2 separate regions of the Homo sapiens genome follow, and region 1 is linked to region 2. Evidence: chromatin contacts called from ENCODE Hi-C or POLR2A ChIA-PET data. All regions are on one chromosome and are shown on one strand. The core of a region is the stretch at or near the end of the contact, and the rest is flanking DNA. Distances in the headings are between cores, read along the strand shown.

Evidence for each region. Hi-C counts contacts between places; a loop is a spot of excess contacts on that map. ChIA-PET counts read pairs that join two places held with the same protein, here RNA polymerase II (POLR2A). Pooled maps may share reads with other maps.
Region 1: a loop to region 2 is called in a map of CD14-positive monocyte, with 21 times the contacts of the local background. The contact joins the promoter of ACAT1 here to the promoter of RAB39A in region 2. A Hi-C loop is called at or near these places in 2 of 168 maps with a recorded cell type or tissue (B cell and CD14-positive monocyte), 1 of 37 single-sample maps with no recorded cell type and 7 of 50 pooled maps. POLR2A ChIA-PET finds 5 or more read pairs at or near these places in 3 of 52 experiments (Caco-2, HEK293 and Panc1).

The regions. Positions count from the first base shown.
Region 1 is chr11:108,120,317-108,123,171 of GRCh38, forward strand. It overlaps ACAT1 (acetyl-CoA acetyltransferase 1), which reads left to right and starts at 1,251. Exons shown (of 12, transcript NM_000019.4): 1 at 1,251-1,362. The coding sequence starts at 1,291. RefSeq lists silencers at 913-1,451, 1,053-1,462.
Region 2 is chr11:107,927,024-107,929,769 of GRCh38, forward strand. It overlaps RAB39A (RAB39A, member RAS oncogene family), which reads left to right and starts at 1,425. Exons shown (of 2, transcript NM_017516.3): 1 at 1,425-1,772. The coding sequence starts at 1,546. RefSeq lists silencers at 1,161-1,650, 1,681-1,900.

The DNA.
Region 1 (2,855 bases), core at 1-2,500, 190 kb after region 2:
CAAGACCCCTTCTCTATATAAAATAAAAATTAAAAAAATTAGCATGGTGGAGCATGCCTGTAGTCCTAGCTACGTAGCTACTTGGGAAGCAGAGACAGGAGGATCCCCTAGCTACTTGGGAGGCAGAGACAGGAGGATCCCCTGAGACCAGGAGTTTGAGGCTGCAGTGAGATATGATTGCACCACTGTACTCCAGACTGGGTGACAAGAGCGAGACCCTATCTTAAAAAAAAAAAATACTCCAAAACATAATGGCCTAAAATAACAACCATTTGTTTTCTCTCGTTTCTGTGGACCATGAATTCAGACAGCATGGTGGGTATGGCTTGTCTCTGCTCCATGATGTCTGGGGTCTCAGCTGGAGTGGTTGAAGGTTGGGGACTGGAATCACCTGAGGCCTTTTTACCCATATTTGTATCTGGACTGAGCCTGGAATTTGATTGCTTCAAAATATTTTCACGGCTGGGTGTGATGGCTCACGCCTGTAATCCCAGCACTTTGAGAGGCTGAGTCTGGCCGTCTGCTTGAGCCCAGGAGTCAGCAACCAGCCTAGGCAACATAGGGAGACCTAGTCTCTACAAAAAAAAAAAAATACAACAATTTGCTGGGCGTGGTCGCCTGCGCCTGTAATCCCAGCACTTTGGGAGGCCGAGGAGGGAGGCTCACTTGAGTCCAGGAGTTCAAGACCAGTCTGGCCAACATGGTGAAACCCCGTCTCCACAAAAAATACAAAAATTATCTGGTTGTGGAGGCTTTCGCCTGTAGTCTCAGCTACTGGGATGGCTGGGGAGGGAGGATCGCTTGAGCCCTGATGGTCGAGATTACAGTGAGCTGTGGTCACGTCACTGCACTCCAGCTTGGGTGACAGAGTGAGACCTTGTCTCAAAAAAAAAAAAAAAAATCCTAAAATATTTTCATGAGTTTGTGCTGGGTAGGCCTAAGGGAAACATGCTCAGTAAATCGAAAAATCTCGGATTACACATAAACCACCGGCCCCGGCAGGTTAGACTTGGTGGACACGGGAGCCAGCAGCGTGTCAGGTGCTCGTTGACCCCAGCGCCAGTGTCTCCATCCACGTCCTTCACTCGTCAACCTTTCCTGGCCCAGGCTGCGGTGTCCCAGCGCCAGGCTCCGCCCCGCCCTTGGCTGCCGGCCAATCGCCGCCGACTGAGAGGCGACTATTGGAGGAAGCGGGATGGGCGGTGCCCGCGCCGGGCCGCTAGGGGTGCGGGGTTGGGGAGGAGGCCGCTAGTCTACGCCTGTGGAGCCGATACTCAGCCCTCTGCGACCATGGCTGTGCTGGCGGCACTTCTGCGCAGCGGCGCCCGCAGCCGCAGCCCCCTGCTCCGGAGGCTGGTGCAGGTGAGCGGGGTTCGTCCCCACAGCACTCAGACCCGGGATGCGAGGAGTCCCCGCCTCGGAAGCTTCCAGCCCGCGGCCGTTGCGGCTCCCGCGGCCCGGGCGCGCGGCTTAGGCCCCAGGACAGTCACGCGACGGGTTCTGGTCCAAAAACCGCCTAAGTGCTCCGATAACACCCAGGGACTCGCCTATTTTTACAGCGCGTTTCTACTTCCAAGGTCTCGGCGTAATCATCTTAATGAGCGTTACTGGTGTGTCAAACAAGGGCACGTGTCTGGGCGGGCAGGACCGCCAGGATTGGCGCTGGCCCGGCCTGAGCGGTGGGATCGGGGAGAGTCTCTTTGCAGGCCTGTGCAGCTGCTCCCGAGATTTTCTTTAAAACATATTTGTGTGCGTTATTGTCAGGAGAGGTTCCTTTTCTTTTTTAATACAATAGATAATCATTGGGCATACAAGGGGAGAGGGCACCATGTGATCATAACAGATGTTTTTTGGAGCAGCCTGAAATTTATCAGGGAAAACAAATGACTACTCAGATAATACAATAAATTATACTTGACATATGAGCAAAGCTCACATACTGAGGGCGTTCCAAGGGCTGTCGCTCTTCTGACCGTTGTGTTTAGGGAACACAGCAGGGGCAGAGTCTCAAAGAATTTATTCTCCACATGCGTAAGCAAGGGAGTACGCACCACAGATTGTCAGGCAAAGCCTCAGGAATAGGTAGAGACCTTCAGGGTGTGGTTGGTGAAGCTTGAGTTTTCTAGGTCGATGGGGGCAATAAGCTTGGAGATCCAGTTATGTTGTGAGTATGGACTTGACCCTAGTTAAGTAGGGATTGTTGATATGTTTGTTTTTGTTGCAATGGTAGGTCACTCTAGTTCTTACGTCTGGGCGTAGAATAACATTACTTGCACAAGGGTGCTGGCGGTAGGAGCTTTGCAAGAGATTGTAAAAGAACCAGTCTAGGACTTGACAATTAGGGAGTGAGGGTGCGAAGCCAAGGGAAAAGAAAGAGTCTAAAATTGATCCTGGGTGACTGAGATAATAGAAAAGTCACAAGGCGTAGGTTTCCAGGGAAGATGAGTTTTTAGCCTATTTGTTAGTCTCATGGGATGAGTGAAGAAATCACAAGAAAGTAATTAGGTTATCTTGGGTTTCAGTCAGTATTGACTAGGTGACATAGGTGAACTAGGTACTCTAGAGATGTAAAAAAAAAAAGTTCAGAACCTTCTTAATTTATGGTTTAATTAAGATCTTACAATCAGGTTGGTTGAGGTGGCTTATGCCAGTAATCCCAGCACTTTGGGAGGCCGGGGTGGGTAGATCATTTGAGGTCAAGAGTTCAAGACCAGCCTGGCCAACGTGGTGAAGCCCCACCTCTATTAAAAATACACACACACACAAAAATTAGCTGGGTGTGGTGGCAGGCGCCTGTAATCCCAGCTACTTGGGAGGCTGAGGCAGGAGAATCGCTTGAACCCGGGAGGAGGGGA
Region 2 (2,746 bases), core at 175-2,674:
CTACGCCCGGCTAATTTTGTATTTTTAGTAGAGACGGGGTTTCTCCATGTTGAGGCTGGTCTCGAACTCCTGACTCAGGTGATCCACCCGCCTCAGCCTCCCAAAGTGCTGGGATTACAGGCGTGAGCCACCGCGCCCGGCCTAACACACACTTTTAAACTGTTTCACTTTTTAAAGATAAACCTTGACGTCACTATTACTCAATTTGAGGAAAGGCACAAGAAAGTAGTAAGATCTCACCAGAATTTAAGTTCTGCTTTGTTTACTTACATCATTAATCAGACATGAGCTAAGAGACCACCTGTTCGCTTTTTTCTGACTTAAACAATGGAGACCAAGGAGAGCTGAAAATTTCATGAGCTTCTCAACATTTCCCCGGCTTTTTTTTTTTTTTTTTTTTTTGCCACTGTCCCCAGGGTTGGAGGGCCCCAGAGGGTATGGGGATGATACTTGGCGTTTCTCACTCTTCTGTGGTACTCATAGCAGTGAAGAACAGACAGTGGCAGCACGCAGCAACAGCCAGAGCCCTTGCTAGAAGCACCCAGAACTGGCTGTGCAAATTTATTTCAATCCTGCCCAAAACTCCTTCACCTTAAAATGCCTTGGAGGTGGCTCTCATCAAGACAAGAAAGCAGGGTGTGGTGGCTCACACCTGTAATCCCAGCACTGGGAGGCTGAGCCTGGAGGATCACTTGAGGTCAGGAGTTCGAGACCAGCCTGGGCAACACAGCAAGACCCCATCTCTACAAAAAGTTAGAAAATTAGCGGGATGTGGTGGCCCCCGCCTGTAGTCCCAGCTACTCAGGAGGCTGAGGTGGATGGATCGCTTGAACCTAGGAGTTTGAGACCAGCCTAAGCAACATAGCGAGACCACATCTCTAAAAAAAAAATTTTTTTTTAACCCAGAAGAAAATTAGCCAGGTGTGATGGCTCACACCCGTGGTCCCCGCTGCTTGGGAGGCTGAGGTGGGCAGATCGCTTGAGGCTGCAATGAGCCGAGATCTCACCACATCAATCCAGCCTGGGGGACAAAAAAAAAAGAGGAATCAAAGCAATGACCCAAGTTATGGCCTCAGGGACTTCCAAAATCAGAGCCCTAATCTGACCAACCCGCCCTGACGCCTGTAAGAAAACGACTCTCACTTTTCATTGGCTGACCCTCCCGGAGTTGAGACCTTGCTTCATTTTCCTTGGTTGTTGCTGCTGTCACGTCTTCCCGCCACGCCCACTTTCCTGCCGGCGCCCAGTGAGCGTTGAGGGAGAGTGATTTGCAGCCGGTCAGGGGCGGGAGTTCGCGGCAGCAAACCTGCTTCCCCCTCCCACGCGCCACCGCCCCCGCCCCGCCCCCGTCCAGAGGCCCCGCCCCTAGCCGGGCCTGGCCCCGCCTCTCTCTCCCGAGAGGGCGGGCACCAGGCGGCGGCCGCAGCCGCAGGAATATGCTGGAAGGCGGCGGGCGGGCGCCCGCGAGGTGCTGAAAGGACAGTTCCCGCCGCCGAACTTAGCCCGCGGGTGGGGCGGCCCGGGAGCCAGCGGGGCACGTGAGCGATGGAGACCATCTGGATCTACCAGTTCCGCCTCATCGTGATCGGGGACTCCACCGTGGGCAAGTCCTGCCTCCTGCACCGCTTCACCCAGGGCCGCTTCCCCGGGCTGCGCTCCCCCGCCTGCGACCCCACCGTCGGCGTGGACTTCTTCTCCCGCCTGCTGGAGATCGAGCCGGGCAAGAGGATCAAGCTACAGCTCTGGGACACGGCGGGACAGGAGCGGTTCAGGTAGGGACCCCGGGGACCTTGGGCACCGCGCCGCCCCCTCAGCCCGCCCGGACGCCCCTTCCCCAGGCGTCCGCCCCGCCGGCCCTGGTCGGGAGAGGCTCTGGCCCTTCCCTCTCGAAAGTGCAAACACTCCATTCTCGCTTCCCCTTTGCCCCTCCTCTTCCAGGGACGACTTCCTCCTCCGCAATTTCTCACTTCTTTCTTTGGCGCCCATTTCCTGCGCCCCCTTTCCATCTTTCCTTTCCCGCCTGAACCGGGGTCGTCCTCGCCGCCCCCTCTTCCCCAACTCTTTCAGCCCCTGTGGGTATTTTTATCCCCTCCGGCTCCCCGGCTGCCTTCTTCCCAAACTCGGCTTCCCTGGCTGCGCACAGCATGACCCGACCACCCTCCTCCAAGCAGGCGCCCCTTTTCCTACCCTAACCCAGCGGCTCCCACGCTGTGTGGCCGGGGAGAACCGCGAGGGAGGGTTCCCAGATTCGTGATGGATCCTTTAGCTTCACAGCAAGGAGCGCTCCAACCCAGGTTCCTGCATGAGCTCACTGGGCATGGTTCACAGAGAGGTGGATGCGGTAATGGTTTGGGCACCTCACAGCACTGAATGTGGTCATCAGAAATACTGGGTCATGACCCGTGGGAATGGGTCTTGTAGGTTAACTAGATGCAACATCAGGGACACTGGCACAGCTGAGGGTGTGTGTGTGTGTGTGTGTGTATGTGAAGGGTTGAGTTGTCTTTAGAAGTTTGTCATGTTTGGTGGGAAAAAGACATATATTGAGATTCGCCAGGAACTTTAATTTTGCTTATGATCAGTACTTAACGTTCCAGGGTGATAATATTTCTAAAGACAGAAGGAGGGATCCAAATGAATAGTCTCCTCCTAAATATCCGCTGGGGACATGAAGGGTTTCACAAAGGCGACTTGTGTAAATAAAAAGTAAATGAAATTATATGCATTTCCTGAATATTTGAGATGG